3 separate regions of the Mus musculus genome follow, and regions 2 and 3 are each linked to region 1. A link is a loop called in an ENCODE intact Hi-C map of the cell type or tissue named here. Cell type or tissue: left cerebral cortex. All regions are shown on one strand.

Region 1 (8,000 bases):
TATCATAGAACCTTTAATTTTTTCATCAAAATTGTTTCTTTATTTTTTAATAAAAGATAGAAAATTGAAAACATACCTAGACAGTCATACAAATGGTCTATGTTGTATTTGTTGCTGGATAGGCTAACACAGAAACAGTGTGTACACTTCTCTGGGTATGCCATGAATTTATGGTGTCACATACATTACAATTATTGATTCACATAAGTATTACAATTTCTGTACCAGTGTAACAGATTTTAGCTTGAAAGGACCATAAACTGAGATGTTCACTGTAGTTTAGAGCTGGCAGCTGGTGGGAAGATAAATTTGAAGCCAGAAGAGAGAGTAGGCAGGAGGCTCCTGCTGTTTCCAAAGAGGGTGTCCCTGGGTGATACATCTGCTGTGGGAACATCAAAACACACTTCATCATGGGATCCTCCACACAGACTTAATACTCATTTATTTGACTTTAAGTTTACTTGGCAAAGTAAAAAGAGACAAAGTGTTTTATTTCTATTATTTAAAAATGTGTCAAGATCCTACTTAATGTTGACTTACATGAAACACAAAGTAATAGCCCTCAAAATGTCTTTGTTAAAATATTCAAATATGTCATGGTGCTGCCTTACATGATAAAAGAGATTTTTAAAGTATTATTAAATTAGGTCTTAAATCCAGCATGGTAGCACACACCTTTAATCCCAGCATTTCGCAGGCAGAAGCAGAAGGGTCTCTAGTAAGTTGGAGGGCAGCCTGGTCTATATTATAAGTTTCAGACCAGCCAGATCCACAAAGTAAAACCTGGTCTGAAAATAAATAAGTATTTAAAAGTAAATTAAGAATTTTGAAATGGAAAGTTTTCCTTAGTGGTGTGAATGGACATAATATCTTGACATCATCCTTGTCAGTGGACAACAGGAAAGTCTTCACAGTGTGAGGGGTGTAATTAGCTCTCAGAGTTACAGCAATGCAAAATAAGGGAGACTCAGAAGGATAAGTATTGCCAATTTCATTTCTGGATGCTAAATTTTAGATAGGCCAATGACAGATGATTAGATACATACATACATACATACATACATACATACATACATACACACACACACACATACATGATAGATAAATACATAGATGATTGATAGATAGATAGATAGATAGATAGATAGATAGATAGATAGATAGATAGATGGATGGATGGATGGATGGATGGATGGATGGATGGATGGATAGATAGATAGATAGATAGATAGATAGATAGATAGATAGATAGATAGATAGATAGATAGATAGATAGATGTTAGATAGAACATGAAAGCAGGAGGCAGAGAGAGACTGGGAAGGAAAGAAATCAATTAGAGGAAGAAAGAGGTAACAAAAAGAAAACAGAGTGTGTGTGAATTAATATATAGTTCAAGTATATGTATACATGAAATAAGCTATCTTTATGAAGCTCTGAAGAATAAATAATAAAAAAATAAGAACAAGAGTTCCTGTATCTGTGTAGGAGTTAGATCATGCTGTACTTGTGCTTGTATCTACTCACTACACTAAATATAAAGATTTCCCTTCAATCTATGTCTTTACATAGAGCAGAACCTCTTCCTTTGAGAGCCAAACTTTATCTCACTGTGTATATCCACACATACTTTTAACTCATGGACCAGTTTGTAAAATTAGTTTGCTTCTATTTTATTTCCTTTGATAGTATGTTTTCTGGATCATAATTTCGTCTACAATAGGTCATCAACAGCAGAAAGGGTTCTCATTTCTCTGTGTTTGCCTGTATTTTTCATATTTAGTTTATTTGAAAATAGCAATTTTATTGGAGTGGGGTCATATTTTACTAAATTTTTATTTATATTTCAAACACACACACACACACATACACATAGCTAATGATACATAGAATCAATAAGAAAAGTTAAGAAGGCTTCCTTCTAGAATATCTGGAATAAGATGAAACGTCCCACTCTCACCTCTTTTATTTAGCATAGATCTGGAAGTTGTAGTCAGAGCTTAGACAAGAAAGAGAAATAGAGGCCATCAATTACCTTACCGTACATGTAGAAAAATTCTAATACCTCCAGCAAGAAAACGTTAAAACTGACTAACATGAATTGGAGAAAGGACAATCTTTTCAGCAAGTGATGCTGAGAAAATCTAGTCTGAATATGCAGATGAAGCTAGATGCCTGTTCCTCACCCCTATATAGTAAACTAATTTGTTGATTTTAGGAGATAGACTGTCCTTGTGTAGATGGTACTTACATTGTATCTGTGATTCTCCTGTGTTAGCTTTCCAAGTTCTGGAATTACACGCATATACTACCATGAGTTTACTGAATTCTCTCTCTCTCTCTCCTTTATCAGAAAACAGAATACAGAGACAAAGGGAGCATATGTGTTTGTCATGAATGCTTTTCATCTCATATTTTAAACATGCCAAATGGGGGTACAAACTTTTGTTGGTACATATTATTTTTATTTCTTATGTGAAAATCCTCCCATGATGGTAGGAACTTCCTGGGTCTCTGCAATATCATTTTCCATATGTCATTGTGTGCTCTGTATCTTGTGGGTGATCTGTGACTATTTCCTGTCCATGTGCTTCAAGTCTCTCTTTAAGAGAATGTCATGCCTGGCTCTACCGGGATGTTATACAAGAAACAGAGTTCAGAAGCAGTTCTTGCCCTACTAGCTTAGGGAATTTGTGATAACTAACAAGAACTTCACTTCTGTGTAATACATAATTCAAGGTCATTATTCTGTTGGTTTTTTTTATTACATATTTTCCTCAATTACATTTCCAATGCTATCCCAAAAGTCCCCCATACCCTCCCCCCCACTCCCCTACCCACCCATTCCCACTTTTTGGCCCTGGTGTTCCCCTGTACTGGGGCATATAAAGTTTGCCTGTCCAATGGGCCTCTCTTTCCAGTAATGGCCTACTAGGCCATCTTTTGATACATATGCAGCTAGAGTCAAGAGCTCTGGGGTACTGGTTAGTTCATATTGTTGTTCCACCTATAGGGTTGCAGATCTCTTTAGCTCCTTGGATACTTTCTCTAGCTCCTCCATTGGGGGCCTGTGGGTTTTTTTTTAAGTGAACCCTTTTGTGCCCTTAGTCAACGTAGTTGCTTCAAATAGAATATTGTCACACCCATCTCAAGTCCTTTCTAGCTCCTCACCTCTTAAATATCCTACATTTTTAGTTCTCTTCCTGAAGAGGGTGGTGAAAGTCCAGCCTCCAGAAAACTATCTTCCATCTCTCATTTCTCATTCCTAGACTTGCTTCCATATTGCATCAAATGACTAAATAGTCACATTTGTTTGACTCTTCATTTGTTTGTGTTTTAAGGGTGTGTCACTCTAGCCCATGGTGCCCTGGAACTACGTACCCAGGCTGGTCTTCAAATCAAGGCAATCTTCCTACATCAGCCTCCCAAATGCTGATTGTGGGTGCAAGCCACAAAGCCTTCTATTTATTTTTATAAATAGAAATGTATGTGCACTTGTATGTGTGTATGTGCACGTGAGTATGCACATTTGTGTGTGTAAGCATGTGTATATATATTTATTCCACTATTGCAATAGATTTAAGTGGAAAACAGTGAAAAAGGGTTTAAATCATGCTCAGTGTGTATTTGATACATAATTTACCTACTTTTTCTATGAATTCTGACTCCATTGATACCAATGGAAGAGACAATTTCTCCTGTTGAAGAATCAGACCTCTTATGCTTTGTGCTTCTGATATTAAATGTATTTTTCTACTTTGTTTTCCCTTTGTTATATATGTACATGTCTTCTTGTTACTACTAAAATATAATTTTGAGTACTCCATAGTTCTTAACCCTAGTCATCACAGTGAACATTCAGTTTTATTTAAGTTATTGCTCATTTTTAAGCTTGATAAATATTTTATCATCAAAAAGAATTATAAGCACCAAGCTAAGGATTTAATAATTAATATTGGTGGTCAATTCTTTCTAGTGTGACAAATCACAGTCTTATATTTCATTGAAAACAATAGTTAAAATTATCAAAGTACTTTTTGATTGGGCAAATATCATGCACACCATTTTTCTCACCAACCAATATATGTTCTTATTTAATGTACTAAGATAGGAATAAGTGCTTACATTCTAAATCTGTGTCTTGAAATATGCTAGCATAAAAAAAAAAAACCTGCAAATGTCAAGCTGGAAAAAATAAGATGGGACTAGTTGGTTGTCTCATGAAAACAATTAGTCAACTTCTCATGTGTGCCTGTTAGGTGGGGGAATCTAACTTTAACTAGGTGCCACCCACAATTTCAAGAAGAAATGTGCACATAATTCTACCAAACTCACTACAGTACCAAAAGAAAGTGAAATCCAGTCTGCTGTAGTTCAGAAGTAGTTCTTCAGAAGGTTAAAGTATTTTCATGGGCATAATTCTTCCTGATCGTTACTCTAATGTTCTAATAAAGTCAGAGGGAAAAATAACAGCTGCAGTTTTTAGTTTCAAAACTTTCATCTGAGAGTAATTAGGTGAGATGTGCTCCACCCAAGGAGGAGCTCAGGGTCCTTACCAAGTTACTGAGAAATCTGCCTAATGGTGTCCGAATACCATCAATCCCTCTGTCCAAAGGAATATAAATATATAGATATTTATAAATATTAGAGGATAGAAACATGTACTTCATTCATGAATGTTCTACATATAAAAATATTTAGCAGCCAATATTTACTTTAGTATTATCCTACCCATAGCTAAGTCTGTCTTTATTCTAAGGGATGGCTTTTCACATTCCCCCTTCTGTTTTATCACATGTCTCCTTCAGAAAAAAAAATGTAATATACATATGTGGCTGTAATAGCAACTCTGGTAAATGGCAAGATTATCTACAAGTCAATGCTGAACTCAAATAAAATAAATGTAAATTATTTATATTAGAAAATGTGTCATCAATGAACTAACGCAATAATGGTTGATTTGTTAAGTGATACTGTTATAGGAAAACAAGAAGTAATTAAAAATTTGAATTAGTCACATGTAACACCTGGGAAAATATCAACTTCTTATTTACGTAATTCTGTTTTGACAGATGAATCTGTATTTCATCTTTATTATGTTTTAATATTTTGAGAAGTAATTTGCATTCACAGAATGAATGAATTCATACTCTCACACATTACAAGCCTCACATGTCACTGAATCTTACTAATGGAGCACAATGTGCACTCAGTCTACAGCTCACTCTAGGGCCCTTGTCAAGTCCCCCATCTCGTTCATAACCATTTGTAAATTGGTTTCACTCATCCTTTGGATGAGTGCAATATATAGTGTAGATTATTAGATGTCTGCATTCTTGTACTCAACATTTTAAAAGGATTTTTAACATGTTGCTGTGTGTAATTATGGCGTTTCATTACAATTTCCAAATAGAATTCTACTGTGTGAATATATCATACTACTTTTATTCATTTTAAGCATCCAGATCATTCTTATTTTAAGACATGACAAATAAAATCATTGTGAAAATTCGTTTAATCTTTGTGAATACGTGTATGAGATTCTGCTGGTTATGATGCCCTGGAGATTCTTTTTCTACTCTGACTTTGAACATTCAAATATTGGTCACTGCTGTGGTCAATGGACAGATATAATTTTAACTGAATAAAAGTAAATTGTCTAGTTAAGAAGGATATATAAGAGAAGGTAAATCAAACTATGAACATATTACCAGACAGAAACACAAAAATAACTCATTCTTTTGTTCAAGTATCCACCTTCTCCATTACCATAAAATTACTCTTGTGAAATATGTATTATCATTCCCATGGTATTTTTAAACAATATAATACATAACATATATATGTCATATATATTAAATTCTTGCAGTCATAAAATATCTTTTATACTCTTTAGAGCATGCCTTTTCAGTAAATAGTTTTGTGGGGTTTTGTTTGTATTTTTGTTTTTTGGGGGGGTTGTTTGGTTGGTTGATTGGTTGGTTTTTTTTTTTTTTTTTTTTTTTTTTTTTGGTTTTTCGAGACAGGGTTTCTCTGTGTAGCCCTGGCTGTCCTAGACCTCACTTTGCAGACCAGGCTGGCCTCGAACTTAGAAATCCACCTGCCTCTGCCTCCCAACTGCTGGGATTAAAGGCATGCACCACCACCACCCGGTTAATAGTTTTTATAATATTCATTCATTTAATTTGTTTATTGGGTTTTTTTTTAAGTAAAACAATAAATGAGAAAGAGATTAATGGGTAGTGTATGGGTCAAGATTCAGTCAGAAAACTTAGAGTGGTGTAGCATGGGTGAGAGGAATTTCTTTGGGGATTTGGCTGGATGTGGGTCTGAGAGCTGAATCTGTTCTCTGAAACTGTTTTGCTTGTATCTGATGCTGGAGATAGAGGCAGGACATGGGAAAGGAAAATGGATTTTGAGTAAGTGAAGCAACTGTAACTATAATTCACACACATGATGTGGGACTTACAAGGGCAGCCTGAGACCAGTGTCAGTTCTCATAGCTCCTTTCTCTGGTAACCATGAGTTTCCTGCTGAGAGTGGGTGGGTCTTTACCACACCTGCCAGAGCAGCCTGAGAAGCTGATAGAAGTCTCAGGAAGGGCAGACCTCTTATCAGTGACAGCCATCATGGCAGACAGATCTGACTGCTGCTTCACCACCACCATTTTATTCTGGTCTTGTGTCAGCATCTAAGACTAACTGGAAGCATTCAAAGAAGGACAATCTAGAAGATACAGTTTTGCCTTGGTATCTAGAAGCATTGCAAAGATTGCAAAGGCAGAAACAAAAAATAAAAATGGGCAGATGCCATTTAAAAAGGGAGGAGGTGGTGGAGTGAGGAGTAGAGAAGGAGAAAGAGGAAGAGGAAGAAGAGGAAAAGGAAGGAAAAGGAGGAAGAGGAAGCAGAAGAAAAGGAGAAGGAGAGGAAGGAAGAAGAGGAAGAGGAGGAGGAGGAAAAGGAAGAGACGAAAGAATAGGAAGAGGAAGGAGAAAGAAGAAGAAGAAGAAGAAGAAGAAGAAGAAGAAGAAGAAGAAGAAGAAGAAGAAGAAGAAGAAGAAGAAGAAGAAGAAGAAGAAGAATTCTGATATTCTGATAGTAGCACTAACATTTCGAAGAAATAATCAACCTGTTCCCTTGAACAGGAGTCTGGATTTCTTCTTCCCAGCTTTGTGAACATAATTCACCCATTCCTATTCTGTTTCAGTTCCTGCTACTTCTAGGCACTAAGTCCTGAGTAGGTAATCTGTTTTCTGCCTTCCTTTTTTTTCCTCTTTAGTTTTGCTTTTAGAAGTAAAATTCATAAACAATGAATTTATGAAATTCTTAGGCAAATGGATGGATCTAGAGAATATCATCCTGAATGAGGTAACCCAATCACAAAAGAATGCACATGACCTAATGGATGGATCATAGGGCTCCCAATGGAGGAGCTAGAGAAAGTAGCCAAGGAGCTAAAGGGATTTGCAACCCTATAGGTGGAACAACATTATGAACTAACCAGTACCCCGGAGCTCTTGACTCTAGCTGCATATATATCAAAAGATGGCCTAGTCGGCCATCACTGGAAAGAGAGGCCCATTGGACTTGCAAACTTTATATGCCCCAGTACAGGGGAACACCAGGGCCAAAAAGGGGGAGTGGGTGGGCAGGGGAGTGGGGGTGGGTGGATATGGGGGACTTTTGGTATAGCATTGGAAATGTAAATGAGTTAAATACCTAATAAAAAATGGAAAAAAAATAAAAAAAAAAAGAAAAGGTTTTAAGATTGAAAAAAAAAAAAAAAAGAATGCACATGATATTCACTCACTGATAAGCAGATACTAGCCCAGAAACAGCCTACCCAAGATACAATTTTCAAAACTCAAGAAGGAAGACCAATGAGTGGATACTTTGTTCCTTCTTAGAACTTTGAACAAAATACCCATGGAAGGAGTTACAGAGACAAAGTTTGGAGCTGAGATGGAAGAAAGGACCATCCAGAGACTGCACCTCCCAGAGA
Region 2 (8,000 bases), 180 kb before region 1:
AAGTGGCCATACCATTCTACCATTCTAGAAACAAAGATTGAGGTTTTCCTTGCTCTATGGACTTACAAACTGCTCTGATTGGCTATCCTTTCCTTTCAATTGCAGCTCTTGTTGTGGGCATGAGGTCATATCACACAGCTTAAATTTACCTTTCTCTAAAGACTGGAGAGCTGTTTGTGAGTTCATTGCCTGTTTGTTTATGTTTTTGCTGAAGTAGCCATTGCTATCATCTGCACATTTTAAATTGGGTTGAAACCTTATTTATTTTCTGTTGTACACACTGCATATGAGTACCTTACTCCTTATATGACTTGCTGTGTTTTCTTTACATGCTCTGTTAATCTTTCCATGTTTATCTGTTTTTGAAGGGTTGAGGTTTTGAATTTTAATGCAGCCTAAGTTGTCACATGTCTTCATTATTGTTTCAATTTTAATGTATTATATTGCCTGTTAATACCTGTGAAGACTATTTCTTGTCTCTTAATTATTCTGGGAGCTCCCTTTTTACATTTATAGATATGTCTACAGTAGTCTTTATTTGAAAATCTTCTCTCTGCATAGGTTCCAGGAGCTTCAGTTAGCTGGCTTTCCTCATGCTCACATTCTTACCTCTTTGCATGTGTGGCAGCCTCTGATTGGGTGCTGGGTCTGAGGAATTTTGCTGTGCTGCACGGTAGATATTTGCATTCTATTCATATTTATGATCTTTGTTCTAATACATAGTTAAATTACTTGGAAACAGCCTGATCCTTTTAAGCCTTGCTTTTAAGATTTGTTAGGTAGTCCCAGAATAACATTTAGTCCAGGGCTAATTATCCCCCATACTGAGTCAAGACTTTCCTGTGTATTCTATCTAATGTTGTGCGAATTACAAGGTTTTTCCACATGGATGGGAACAACAGGCACAATTTCTGGCCAGTACAAGTGCCAGCTACTGTTCATGCCTGTTCAATTTGAATGTGAAATGTTCCCCACAGGATCCTGTATTTGAATATTTGATTCCCAGCTGATGGTGCTATTCTGAGAGGTTGTAGAACCTTTGAGGTGTAGGGCATGGGGGGGGGGCAGAAGAGTTTCCTGGGTGTTGGGGGCATGTCTTTGAGAGTTAGAGTTCAGCCCTGTTATTCTTCCAGGTAGTGGGACCTAGCTGTGTGCTTCTCCCAGGGACTCTGACAGGCCTTCCTTCATGATGGATTCTTGTACCTCAGAGCAAATATATACTTGTTGCCATTAGGATTTGTCAGTGTGATGAGAGAGGTTCATAATACACTGCTGGTTCTCCCACTGGGTCTTTCCCCATACTGACTATTTTCCTCATACACATGTGATAGCATTTAGACACATAAGAGGGACACTTCTCAGATGTCCAGAACTTTCTATTAAGCCTTGTGTCCTCTGAGGGGCTCATTGCTGAGAGCTCTAGCTGACTTTGTCTCCCAGAACTCTTAAAACTCTGTTTCCTCTTACAGCTGCTGCTGCTAGGGTTTGCCTGGATTACCACTTCTTCCTGAAGGTCTTAGCAACACTTCACAAGCTACATCTCTCCTCAGTGCTTTAATATTGGTCCCGGTTAGCCCATGTTAGGTCAAATGGGAAATCTGTAAAATGAAGTGTTAAAATCAAATAAGGTTCTATATAAAACTTTACATAGTCCAACCCTCCCGAAGTCCAAACAATGAATGACGAATAAAAGCGTCCCCACACAACAACATTGGAAGAATTTGTCAAAAGCAATCATAGGCAGATGAAAAATGATTCAGGAAGGCCTCGTATTTCTGAAAGGAAACATGAACAATTGAAGGCTCAGTCATTGGGAAAACACAAATTAAAATTTGTACAAAGCAACACTGCATTCAAAATATACATCTAAGTATATAATCCACTAAGCTTTGGGCATAGTATAATGAAGACACCAAGATTTTCTAAGATCTTTGCTCTCTTCATGACTTGGTGCTTCCTTCCAAAATCTGATAGGTCAAAGGTGTGAGGAGATGGTGCGGGCACTAAAGTGCTTGCCATACAAGTACTGGAACCAGGCTGTTGCATGTACCCATGCTTCTAGTCCTGAAAGATTTATAAAGAGACAGGGGAATACAAAGGGATCACTAATCAGCAAGTCTAACTGAATTGTTATGGATCAGATTCAGTGAGAGAATGGTCTTAAAAATTTAGGTAGAGAAGTGGTTGAGGAAGACATCCAGTGTTACCCTCTGGCTACCACATGTACCTGCACACACACACACACACACACACACACACAGAGAGAGAGAGAGAGAGAGAGAGAGAGAGAGAGAGAGAGAGAGAGAGAGAGAGAGAGAGAGAAAGAGAGAGAGAGAGAGAGAGAGAGAGAGAGAGAGAGGCACACAAACACAGGTACACACACACAGACTCACACAGGTACACATGCATACAGTCACATAAACATATCACAAAAAATGATCAAAACTGTACACAATTCAAAGTTTCACTATTGAAAGGACTTAAAATATATCCAAAAGCAGCAGAGAATTGGAAAATTAAATTATTTTCTTGTTTCATAATCAGCATGAAATATTTTTTAAGACCTTATGTCACTAGCATCTTAACACAAGAAAATTGATAGGGACAAAGCTAAAGAATAAAATTTTGAGATCTATTTTCTCTTGATATATGTATATATAAAATAGCAAGGACCAAAATAATCTGCATACCATCTCTCCCTGGCTCTAACCATCATCAATCCATACATTGTAATTTCTCTGAAGCTAGGAAAGGTAAAGTAATCAATAAGTTATCATAGCTTTGGTGATAGCGTTTTCTGTCTCTCTCTCTGGATGGTGCATGAGCGTGTCTGAAAATGGTATAACTTATAATTGGCTGAATGTGACTATAATAACTTACTATGGACACCTGCTTTACATATTAATAGATAATCTTTCTTCCTTTCTTCTTTGACAGGTTCTTATGTGTATATAATGACTTTAGTAGACTCACCCTTACTTCCTTCTCTCATTCCTCTCCCTCTACTGACACCCCTCTTCTTATCGAATTTCCTTCCTAAATTGATGCCTTTTGCATGCCCCCCTGAGTTTAAGTAAAGTTGTTTGCATGACCGTGGGTTGGAGCTTATTTGCTGGAGCATGGACTACACTACTGGGAAAAATGGTAACCTTCTCCCAGCAAGCATAGGGAGGCTCGGAGCTTCCTGAGTCCATTGCCAATAAAGATGAAATGCAGATGGGTCCAGTCTTGTGCAGGTGATGACAGCTGCAGGGAGACTATAAGTGCAAAAAGACTATGTCATGTTCAGAAGACCCTTTATCTCTGACATTGTCTCTCCCCCTTCTTCCATTAGCTTCTCTGAGGCATCGAGGAGGTGAAATAGATCGACACTATTCAGTTATAAAACTAAACCCTAGACAGTTTCTGAATAACAAGGCATGGGAATTGGGGAATGAACAAAGTCTTTAAGAACATCTATTTCTCTTATGACACATGAATTGTGGAGTTGCCACAGACATTGATGCCTTACTTTTTTAGGAACTCCTCACCCTCACTCAATGCCAAATTTTACTCACACAAAATCACCAAGTCTGCTGAAAGCCTCAACAAAAACACGGATGCCTTTGGGATAGAAGGAAGTGACCTTTGACATGTTGGTGGACATGAAATGAAACAAATGCAATAAACACTCTGGAGTACAAAGGTCAAGGATTCAGTGCAGGCAGGAGGATGCAGACTGAAATGGTCACAGTGGCTTGGATTCTTGAAAATGTCTGAAATTTGGAAAGGAATCATTAGTTATACTTAACCAATATAATTTTGACTTCAAAGAACAAAATAACATCACCAGATACCTTGTAAGAACATTTTAAAAATTCACCTTTTGTACTCCAGCTGCTGTGAAACTATTTTAGAATATGGAGAATAAAAAGCAATTGACATGGAACGCTATTCCAGGAGCCCATTTGGATCTGAATATACACTGGGTGTTGACACAAATAGTTACATTAAAACATGGGTGTGTGGAGAATTATCACGAAACATCATATAATGCAGGTGTAAAGCCAGAGCTCACGGTACATGCCTGTAGTCCTGAGCTTAGGGAGGACAATAAATTTAAGGTCTGTGGGCTACAGAGACCCTGGCTCAGTCAGTCAGTCAGTCAGTCCACCAAAGAAAGAAGTTGCACGCATTTTTTTAGAATTAAAAATTTGATGGCAAATGTACTTTAAAAAAGGAAGACTCGAAAGGCAAAATAGTAACATAGAGGATTACAGTCTTAGTGTTATGCTCATTGAAACAATATGATTCTGTCTTTATCTCATTTTAACAACTAAATAGGGCAAGATTGTGAAACACCAGGATTCTAAAAGACAGCTGGAGGCATTTTATGCTAATTTTAGATGTTTCATCTCTATTTTCATTTTGAGTCTTTAAAGAAATTCATACATGAGTACATTTCATATACGTCATTTTCCCCTCTCCTCCATGTCAACTCCTCCCACACCCTACCAACTCTTCTTGAGCTAATGTGTTCTTCTATAATAATTATTGTTAGATGCATATACAAACACATCCTCCTCCGTCTCCTCCTCCTCCTCCTCCTCCTCCTCCTCCTTCTTCTTCTCCCTCTGTATATATACAAGTATGCATAATGCATAGACACACACACATATATATACATACATATATATATTATGAAAACATACATGCAATATGTGTTTTAAGTAAGCTTATAAAATAATTAGGTTCTCTATGGATTTCTCAGCACCATTGTAGTTATTTATCCCACCTGTTCTTCTGATTTGTCTTCTGAACTCCTTCACCAGTTATCTCTCCTTCCCTTTCCTCCATTCTATAACTTCTCCTGCTCCCCCTCTTGCATGTAATTGTCCCATTCTATTTTTTCAATTTCTAACTTTCCATTTTAAACACTCAAATGTAAAGATTCAAAGCTAGGATCCAAAACTAAGAGAGTACATGCAATATGGTATCTGCCTTTCAGGTCTGGGTTAACTAACTTAATGTAATATTTCTCAATTCTGTAGATCTCATTTCCATTTACATCTAAGTAAAATGCCATTGTGTGTGTGTGTGTGTGTGTGTGTGTGTGTGTGTGTGTGTGTGTGTGTGTGTGAAAGAGAGAAAGAGATAGACAGACAGACAGAGGCAGAGAACTTCACTTTTACTATTTATTCATGAATTGATAGGTATCTAGGCTCCTTCCTTTTCCTGTCTATTATAAACAGAGCAACAATGACAAAGCTAGTAACTGTGGAGTGTGTTGCAGAGCCCTTTTGGGCTAATTTTTGAGGAAGACTAAGTTCATTTGTTTCTTAATTGACATTAAAGTTAACATACAAAGCAATAGATTTCATAGTGGCATTTTCATACACAATCTGTCCTTTCCTGTACCCCTGTTTCTACTCCCACCCATCTTCCATCCCCCTCTTTCTCATCCCCTTCTTCTCATCCATTTCACTGTCCTCTTTTTTCTCCTCTCCCTCCATGTGATCTCTTCTTCCCTTCCAATAATGCCTCTTGTTTATGCCAAGTTTTAACACATTCTTTCCAACCCTTATGAAACATTGTGTAAAGGGTGGTAGTATGTGATTTTACAATCAGAGAGTGAATCTACATTTTTATTCTTTAGAGTCTATCTATGTTCAAATACATTGGCTATGAAGTTAAAATTGAATTCTTTCAATTATACTACTGAGGTTCGCTTTTTGAGCCAGTAATTTTCCTTCTGAAAATTGGCTTTAAAATAATGTAAAATTTTTGAAAGCTATAATCATGTAAACATAGCAACAGGATTTAGTAATAATGTTCTAAATAATTTGCTGTGTTTTAAATAATGTTATTTATTAAATCTTGATTCGTGTCCTTAGTTGGGGAGGAGCTAGCTGTCTGAACCTAGCAGTGTGATGTGGAGATTTTTGGGATTAGTATGCATAAGTGCTCAGTGTATAGAATCACAGAGAGCGAGTTTTTAAAATGTAGCATGTGCTTATAAAAGTTAGTGAGCTAGTATTTTAAGGATCATAATTTTTACCTTAGACACTGAAACATTTAAATACAGCTTCTGTTTTCCACACTGATGTTCTTTTATTACTTTTATGATAAAACAATAACATCCATGTCCAGCAGTGGACAAAACAACTCAAGGAGAACCATCAAAAGGAGTCAGAAGCTGCGGGGTGATGTGATGAATAATTACTGAGGTCTGAGTTACTAGGACAGAATCATGGGGTAACTTCAGCGTGACTTCAGAAAGTGAATATTGTTTCGGTTGACAGAATGTTATTCTGAATTCAGGCTGGGGAGTAGTTTCTAACATTATCCATCACTGAAAAACAAAAACAAAAACAAGAAAAGAAGAAGCAGGTATTTAAGGACCATATCATCTGCATGGGCCCTTTACTCTCTTGCTATACTAGAAGCAGAATTGGCCTAAGTGTTCTAGATAAGGCAGTGGAGAAGAGGAGATGTCTCGTGTTTTTGTTCTAAAAGATCTAAGTTTCACAATGTGTCTCTTTTACATCCCTCCTAGCATTTCCTTCTTTTCTTCTCTCCTTAGGGAGGGAATGGCATATGATAGTAAATGGTCACAAGAGGCCCAGAGAGAAACGACTAGTAAAGCATGCACATCTCCAAGCAATTCTTTGGTTCCATTATCTCTACCATCAGTCTCAGAGGCAACAGATACTCAAAGTCAGCTTGATAGTTCTAAGCTCAGTACAGTTGGAAATGAATTTATTGGGATGCTACATCTCTAAATACTGTCCTGCTCTGGAGGTGACTTTGTCTGTGAGCATTACATCCTTAAGTCAACACCGAGAGTTAGTTAGAACATGAGTAAGCACATGGGAGTGGGAGTGTTCTTTTCAGAATCTATGGATTTGATCAGAATAAACAATTTACTTTGGTGAGACTTTTCCAAGGCATTAAAACATTGCAGGTCTTCTATTTATGAATAGAATAAAAACCAATTACACATTTGAGATCAGGGATCAGGGTGGGATCTCCATGATTGTCTCGGTTTCCGGGATGATGACACCTGTAAGTCACATTATAATTTTCCTAAATCCTAACATTAACCAAATGGTGATACAACAGCAATGCAGGGAGTATTGTTTGCTTGTGGAGGAATGACCTGAAATCATCCCTGCTCAACTCATCACTAAGGTAAGAAGTGTAAACATATTAGGGACTTTCCAACCGTAAGCTGTACTTTCTCTGTCCACACAGCCTCCCGACTCACTGAATAAAATAGCCATCACATAATGGCACTTTCTACTTGCTGAAATTTGGTCTTAAAGCGAAGCGTAACTTTCTGAATAATTATTTTCGGCTTGTAAATGGTGTCTCTCTACCCAACCAAGCATATAACAAGAAGATGGAGATGAGCCCGCTTTCACTTCATTTCCCTTCTTTGTAATTGACAAGCTCTCGCTGGGTGTCAACTTTAAAAGATGACAAATCCTAAATCTTAGAGGACCCAATTCAATAGTTCAGCTCTCTAAATTGTTTGCAAATTAATCTACATTTTCAAATGAGTCAGGCATGAAATATAAGATGACATCTATATTACGAAAATATTAATTTCCTTGTCTTTTTTTTGCCAAAGACAAAAGATACATTTAAAATATCCATTCTGTTAAGATTTAACAAATGAACATACGTATGCATTTAGTGGCTTGGAATTTTCTAATTTATTTTACACTAATTCATTTCCATCTACTTAATGCAGGTTATTCAGTTTGTAAATGTTCTGTGCATTGATGAGGGGAAATTAAATTCGTGAAGTATTTTCACTACATCACATTTTTAATGAAGGCTTATTTGTGTTCAACATGTGAAGTAACTTGACTCCTGCTGGTCTATGGCCTAGTGTGAGCCCTCTCTTCAAGTAGCCCTGGTCTCAGTTTACCCATGTGTAAGTAAATGCTGCTGTGTTGTTTTCATGCAAGCTAATTGGTAGTTGGTAAGGGCTCCGCACATTAGAAATTAGAAAA
Region 3 (8,000 bases), 210 kb before region 1:
GACAGTTCTCTGGAGCTCAGTGGCTAGACACCTAGCCTACATGGAAAGCTACAGGCTGGTGAGAAAGTCTGTCTGAAAAGCAGGTGTACAGAACCTAATGAGTGACCTCTGAGGTCTTCCTCTGGTTCCTCATATGGGTATATACACATACAAATAAAAAATAAAATCATGGGATGGTGACATGGCTCATCAGGTAAAAGAACTTGCTAGATAATCCTAGAGACCTGTACTCAATCCCTAAGACCTATAGGATAGTTAATGGAAGGAGCTGACTCTACAAAATTAATTGCTAACTTTGACATACATGCCTTGGCATCCATATATCAACATTTACAGACATTCAATAAAAAAACACTTATACACATATTAAGAAGAAAAAATTAAAAATTATATGTTTACAATTTCAATGTGATGGGTTTTTTCTATGCACATATTAAGGAATCTTTAATAAGGTAATTATAATATTCATGACCTTACACCATTATTTTGTGTTTACAAGGGGGTAAAAATATTTAAGATTGACTCATAGGAAATATCAAGTGTGTAATCTAGTGTTATTAGTCCCAGTCATTATTATTTCCTACTATATCTTATCTCTAGAACCTAATGTCCAACAGATCTGATTCTGTGTCCTTTGACCAACATGTCTCCTTTAAAGGTAAAACTATGTTTTTCCAAAGTCTTTGTCTCCTTTTTAATGAAGTTTATGTTTACAAAGTTATGTTTATGAAGTGAATAAGGTATATTTGTCTTCTATTTCAGAGACACATTAAGGATCAAATATAAAATCCACAAACAACTGCAAATCTGCTTCTCCTTTCTGGGATGCCATTTGGTACTTTTCCTGGGATTATCACAATGAAGACACCAGATATTTATGTGTCAAGTTGAAACTATCATGGAAGAGTTTTGAAGAGTTACTCAAATAATCAGTAATATCACTTGATTGTTTTATCTAGGTGTGATTTCAGAACATTACACACTTAGGTGATATTACTAGTCCAAGGTTGTTCTTTGTGGAAAATACAAATGAATGGAATTATGAAGAGGAAATCTTCTACACTCTAAAATTTGAAGGAAACTGTTCATAAATGAGTTCTTATTTCAAGACTTAATTTATTACTTAGCTGACATCTGTGCAAATCATAAATCATTTTAGAAAAACATGGGCAATGGTGAGTCTTCAGAAGCTAGAAAATTTTATAACTGGATAGTTTTCTTAAAACTAGTTCTTTTAAAAACAAGGATTTTTATTCAAGAAAATTATTATGCACGATTCTTTTATAATTTTCCAATTTCCTCTTTCACTTTTTGTGGGTAGAAAACATACAACACTCAATGTTATGAGGTTCTGAAGATGTACATGTATGTGGCTTATCTCAAAGAAATTACAAATGCCATTACTCACATGATACAGATATACTATAGCTTGACTTTTGGCTACTTTGTAGGTTTTTTATTCCACCCTTCTCCATACTCTTCTTCCACCCTTTCAACTCCCTAAGACTAAGTAGGAGAGAAAAAAAAGGACTGAGGAGAAAGGAGGCAAAGACATTGTTAGATTACTTCCTGCTGATTAGGGGTGTTGAGTGCCTTAAGGCAAGTTTGATCTTCACAGCTAGGATATCTAATTTTTTTCTTTTTGGCTTTTCACACACACCTACTTGACAAACTGCAACAAACCAAAAACAACACTAACAACTGTCCAACCAGTTACCTCCTATCCTGGCTGTAGCATTTACATATCCTCTGAAAAATCCCCAAAATTCCAAATGTCACACACTTGCAGAAACTATCTGCAGCTGGAAAAAGCATGTTCCTGATAAAACATGAGGCAAATCATAGACACCTGCAATGAAGCAGTCCCATATACCTACACCTGGGATATTAAAATGAAAATATATTTCCATAATATATCTATATATATTTTAAAAGAAATTGAAAATCTTACTACTAAATACTGTTGTGTGTGCCTTATATCTGTGAATAATTTGATTGTTCCACCAACCTTACAACTCTGCAATGGTCTCCAGTTTCCATGTAGGGAAGCAGGCACTGACAGTTAAGTGATAAGAGCTCATAACTGGGAGGTGGAGGAATCAGAATCTGGATCCAAGATAGAGGCATAGCTAAAGATTGAGAGCTGTGCTATAATGCTGGAGACCCTCAGCCTTGAGTAAGGACCAAGCCCATGATAGCAGAGGACACTGAAGAGTAATGGAGTACTGCTGAATGGGTAGCCTCATATTTATCCTCCTGAAGCTCACATGGGGTCCACAGTTCCCTTACTGCAAACTCTACCGTCTAATTTCAGGGTTATTTCCTAGCTGTTTCCCCTTTTGTTGCATGCTCAGTGTCAGTTGTTTCCTTCCAAATAGCTCTACTATTGCTGTAAACAAATCAAGGCCTCTGGGGTTACACTTGCTCATCTGTAAGCATTACAGCTCCCTTCTTCCTGATATGCTTGAACAAGGATTTATCTTCCAGACAAGTTCATATAGAAAGGCATCATTTTCAATGCCCAGCATCAGCTCTGACTGGCTCATCTGACATGTCTCCCTCCTCAATGGCTCCCACCTAGTGCCTTCCGTCTCGGCAGCCTCGACAAAACACTGGAACGCCTCAAAGATACTGTTCAGAATCTTTATTCTTCTTTCTCCCTCTTCTTAGGACTCCCAACATTAGAAATACTCTCTACCTGGCTGTACCCTACGTGAGGATCTTAGACCTTGTGCATGTTGTCTTATTTGTTAAGACTCTTAGATAGTGAATTATATAATTCATCCCAACCAATCCTAAATGCCACAGCATGTACCCTTAGAGGACAGCATAAAAGAGTCGGGGCATGCCAAAAGGGAAGGGGAAAAGGAAGAAGTCCTTTGATCATAGTAGAACAGGTTGGAGTAAACCAGCCACAAGCCAAAGAATATCATGGCCACCAGAAGCTAGAACAGACAGGTGTAAACTTAAAATGAACCTCCACAGGAAGCCAGGGCCTGTGTCCCAGCTAGTATCTTGATTCCAGCCAAGACATCTGCTCTTTGGAAAGGTGAGACAATGTTTTTTCTTATTATTCAAAATTAACTCACGTGTTGCAATTCATTGATGGCTGATAGCAGCCAGAGAAAACTACTCCAAAGTCTTCAGTGTTGGTCAGATTTTATCAACTTGAAACTAGAATCATCTGGGAAGAGGGACCCTCAACTGTGGAACTACCTCCATCTGATTGACCTGTGGGCATGTCTGTGGGCAATCTTTGGATTAATGATTGATGATGGAGAGTTCAGCCCATGGTGGCCAGTGCACCTAGGCAGGTAGACCTAGGTCCTGTAAGAAAAAAAACCCTCCCTTAATCTGTCTATATCCAAAAATGGTGTCATTTTCAAAGTGCCTGGTTAGAAACTGTAAGCACCATGGGGTTCGTGGCACCTTTCCATCCTGTGTGGGGGAGAGAGGACTCCCCACATCTAAGCCATTAGCACATTTTGTCAGGTTTGAGAGTACTCGGTACACAGGACCAGACTAACTCTGACGTTCTCTCACTGTCTGTCCTGTGCATGCCTTACTCAGCTTTTGAGTTTATAATTGTGCATTGACATGCATGAACAATATAAAAACTAGGATGGTGTTGGTAATCTATACCTAGTCCCTTCCTTCATCATTCCATTTGCCAGGAAGCCCCACTTTCCCTTAGCTGAGGATCATAGGTACATCATTTACCTGTTTTCCTTTAAAATAAAAATACAATTTCACATCTGCTTGCATTCCTAGATGTATATCACTTTGAGCTTAATTATTTTAATTTCATTTTAAATGGTATCAAGTTGTTAAGGCTTGGACTTGCTTTAATTTATACTTCTAAGTCTTAAGCATATTCATGTTACTATGGGTGATGGTTTTTGGCTGCTGTATAATTTGTTAGTGCATAAGTGACTGTGCTACAGTAACCCATCTGCATCTGTGTTGTTTCTATATTTTTCTTTTGTGACTAATGCTTCTGTACTTGCTCTTGGGCTTAGCTACTGTTACTTGACTTTGGGGAAGGATATACTTAGCACCAAAATTGCTGAGTCATTTTCTAGTCATTGCTGTTTTCTAAGTGGACCTCTTATCTCCATGTACACCTCTATCATAGTCATCTAAGACACCAGCCTTGGTGCCTGAATTCCCATATAGCATATTTTATGACCCCCTTCTAACGTCGATTTTCCCCCTCACATTATATCCCAGCCACACTGACATTCTCTCTGTCCACTCAAGTCCTGTGCTCTGCTCTACTTCCGTACTATTGTGTATGAGCTTTTTTAAAGCCTGGACCATCCCTCCTGTGTCTCCAGTGTTCAACCTTCTATTCCATTTCAGTCTTATCATAAACCTTATTTTCCTTAAAATAAATAAATGGGGCTGACTACACTTTGCATTGTTGAATTGCCATTTATTCTCTCTTGCAAAATTCTTTCACGACTTTATAATAGGTGTCACATGTTGTGTTATTTATTTCTTTTTCTTCTCTAGACAATAAAGATTCAAAGTTCAAGGACTGGTATCATCTTGGTCTAACAGCTTGGCAAACTGCCTGCACTGCACAGACCAAACCATGAGGATCTGCCAGGAAGCTTTGCTTTCTTTCTTTCTTTTTTTTTAATTATAAAAAGTCATATTATAGAACAACCTGTTTTAAACCAAGAATATTTGTCATTCAATGAAGGTTTCTTAAACCTCTCCCTTAATAAATGAATGGATATATATGTGCTATGGAGAAGGTGCTTAGCTACAGTGTTCTATAACAACATGGGGAGAAATTGCCTCATACATTCAAGAATGCTATTACACCTGCTCTCAACACTCCACACAAGAATAATCAAGTTTGAGACAACTTGGTAAGGTATCAGCTTTCTCTCTTATTACCTGCTCTGACACCTTAGCTCCTGTGGACACTTATCCCAATTAACAACTCTAACCAATCTGCCTGGCACAATGGAATCCAGATCTCTAATTCCTCCATTTCATCCATTATAACTACATTCCCTACTTTTTGCATGCATTAATTATAAGTACATTCTTGTATCTTTTTCTACTGCAAACAGGCTGTAAAGTTTACCCAGTTCCTTAAGTTATGCCTGCTGCTTACCCCGAGTCCTTCCCTATATTCTTAGCAGTCCCAATGTTTTCCTTAGGGTTTCTGTCCATACTTAACCACTGGTTTTATTATGGTTTGAGCAATGCTTTCTTCATAAGGACACCATGCTCAGAGGGCTCTAACTCCACAGTGTGTATTCACTCATCAACTGTTGTCTACCATGTTTTTTAATCCATTTACATTCACTTTTCACCTGAGTTCCAGATCAGATCTATCTTGAAAACATCACTTCTGACTTCTGTGTATTTAAAATTAGCACTTGGATGGCAGTTACCTCCTTTCTCTTCTCAAAGTGTTCCTTTTGCTGTGGCAGAAGGATACACATTTTCTGATTACCACACCCATTCAAAAATCATATGTTTGCTGCAGGACACAGGACAATACAATTTCCATACAGAATGCCATTTGCAGGATGATTCTTTCTTTCATTTTCCCATAAAACATGTGTTCAGGAAAGCAACCCATAATTGCCCTTGACCCATTTTAAAGCTTGGCCATAATTTACAAGTAACGCAATCACAGCATTATGTGTAGTTTGTGAATCACGAGTCATCAGATTATATTAGACTTTTAAAATCACTAAAATGGTGACTAGAACTTGAAAACTAAATATGAATGTGAACTTCAGTATCAGTAAATTGCAAAATTCCCTAAAGGCTTGCATTTTCAATATCTCCTTGAGGGATCTTTTTACCATCTCCTTATGCTTGAGGATGAAGAGGAGTTTAAGTTATCTTGGAGAAGCATCTATCATGAACCACAAGTGAAGTTCACTGGGTTATATGCTCGTACTCACCCCCAGCCCCCATCATTTACACATGGCCAGATTCCTCTTGAGCATAAAACTAATTCCATTCATGCTCTGGGCCAAGTGCTAATTTGCATAATATATCTTGCCTTGCCCAGATGCCAAGAATAGATTAATAATTTGATGTGAGGAATGGCGAACAATTCTTTGGGAAATTTTCAACTGTTATTGCTTTGGAGGTACTTCAGTTACAGATTTAATATCAACTAACATGTTGATCCAAACGTGTTTGGGCCACAGGAATACATATCATATAAATACCAAATTTTGTATTTAAAATATGGCAGTAGTGTCCAACATTTACTGCATCTTGACAGGTGGTAAAAGGGATCTATGGATTTATTCATGATCACATAAAACCTCTTAACTGCCATTGTTAGCACCAACCCCATAACCCCATAGGAGGGTTTCTGGAAATACCTTTGAGTTTTTCTGGGTGGAGCACATGCTTGGGTGTGCAGAGTGGAATCAAAACTGGGCTGGAATTATTTTTGGCCTCTGTCTATTATCCTCACGTCTCACATCCTTCGGTGCCCAAAGCACATTCATATAAAATGCATAATTATTTGGTTCAGGTGTTATTTGAAGGCCACTTCTGTATCATCAAAACGAGAGTTAAAATGCCAATTATTTTTCTGTTCTGAGAAGCTATGCTCATCCCAACAGCATCCGTCACTAATATTGAGCAAGTATATGTATCTCAATAAGGCTTTCACTAATAAACTGTCTTTTGGCAAGGGCTTGAAGACCACAACAAAGTGGCTGGAAATTCCTTAGGAAGAAAACATTTGAGCTTAGAGGGTTTATGAAAACTGACACTTTGTTGCAGTTTTTCCAAGCAAATTTAACTGCCTGTCATGCAGACAAGGGTTGCCATGGTAAGCAGTTTTTGGAATAGGTAAACCAAATAACAGTGAGATGGAGCATGTGTGAAACTCCTGGGAAAGGGAAGTTCAGGTTGCCTAGAGCAAGAATAACTTCAGTATTTAAAATCAGGAAGAGCGCAACACACTCCTCCCTAATGTGGTCCTGACAAATGTCTATTCTTCTCTGTCAGGCAATTTCCTTCCAAAACGATTAGTATAGGAATCACTAAGGTTTAGTTGAAGAAAAGATTGGATCAGAGTACTATTGCTAGTCACTGGTTAGGATAACTGTTTCATGTCTAGGGTGGGGTATGACTGCACATTTGCATGTTTCTGTGCAGGTACATCCACACGTGCATGCATGGGGGATGACAGTTGGCATCTGTTGTCTTCTGTCGTTATCCACCTTCTGTGTTAAGACGGGATCTCTCTTTATTTACCCTGGATCTTGCAAACTTAGTTGCACTGGCTGGCCAGGGAACCTCCAGTCTAGGTTTGGCTCTGCCTCTCAGTGCTGGTTTTATAGACTGATACCACCTTCTACAATTTTTATGTGGGTCTGAAGGACCTGTACTCTCTGTGTTATGCTTATGCTGAAAGAACATACCCATGAACCATTTCTCCAGGCCCTAAGTTGTTTTTTTTCCTAATAACAACAACAATAATAAATAGTAAACAACTCTAGCAAGCATTATTTTAATGCCAGGCTGGAACACAATTTCAAGTCAGATCTATCCAAACATATCCAAAAGATAAGGAATATAAACCCCATAACTGTGATAATGCTAGCATAATTTCTTAGTCTTTCTCCTAGTTATCTCCAACTCAAATAGCATCATCCCACTTGACTTGATTTAGGGCAGCATGTACCCAAATAGACAAAAACCTTATTGCACACTTCTAGACAATTTCCTCTTTTTTTAGATGCATTATTTCACAGTGTTTTATCTACCCTAAGAGCCTTTTACATCCCCTATGTGCTGCTGGCTTCTGCTTCTAATCATGAAAAACTCTACCTCAAAGCCTTATGCTTCGGTCACCTGCCTTGGGCAAACATGTGCCGACTAATAGCTCTCATTCCATGTCTGAACCCCTCCCCCTCAATACTGTGAGCTCAGCATGAGCTGAATTGGCCCTTTGTACATAAAATCTTTTGAATGACAGGCATTGGCAGGAAACAAATGAA

Evidence for each region. A loop is a pair of places that touch in the nucleus more often than their neighbours do. Peaks named below come from ENCODE experiments on the same cell type or tissue, not always from the same donor. Only the 100,000 strongest peaks of a DNase experiment are listed, where the experiment ranks them.
Region 2: it touches region 1 in a loop (2.2-fold over the local background); 2 of 42 quality-filtered maps call a loop at or near these places.
Region 3: a loop joins it to region 1, with 14 times the contacts of the local background. A loop is called at or near these places in 2 of 42 quality-filtered maps.

What each region holds. Positions count from the first base shown.
Region 1 is chr2:116,229,248-116,237,247 of GRCm38, reverse strand. No RefSeq gene overlaps it. Among named protein-coding and RNA genes, the nearest start is that of 2810405F15Rik, 160 kb to the right of the region's middle. In left cerebral cortex, no CTCF peak of the experiment used is centred here; DNase peaks (open chromatin) are centred at 326 and 4,251.
Region 2 is chr2:116,408,578-116,416,577 of GRCm38, reverse strand. No RefSeq gene overlaps it. Among named protein-coding and RNA genes, the nearest start is that of 2810405F15Rik, 340 kb to the right of the region's middle. In left cerebral cortex, no CTCF peak of the experiment used is centred here; a DNase peak (open chromatin) is centred at 4,441.
Region 3 is chr2:116,440,336-116,448,335 of GRCm38, reverse strand. No RefSeq gene overlaps it. Among named protein-coding and RNA genes, the nearest start is that of 2810405F15Rik, 370 kb to the right of the region's middle. In left cerebral cortex, no CTCF peak of the experiment used is centred here; DNase peaks (open chromatin) are centred at 3,531 and 3,984.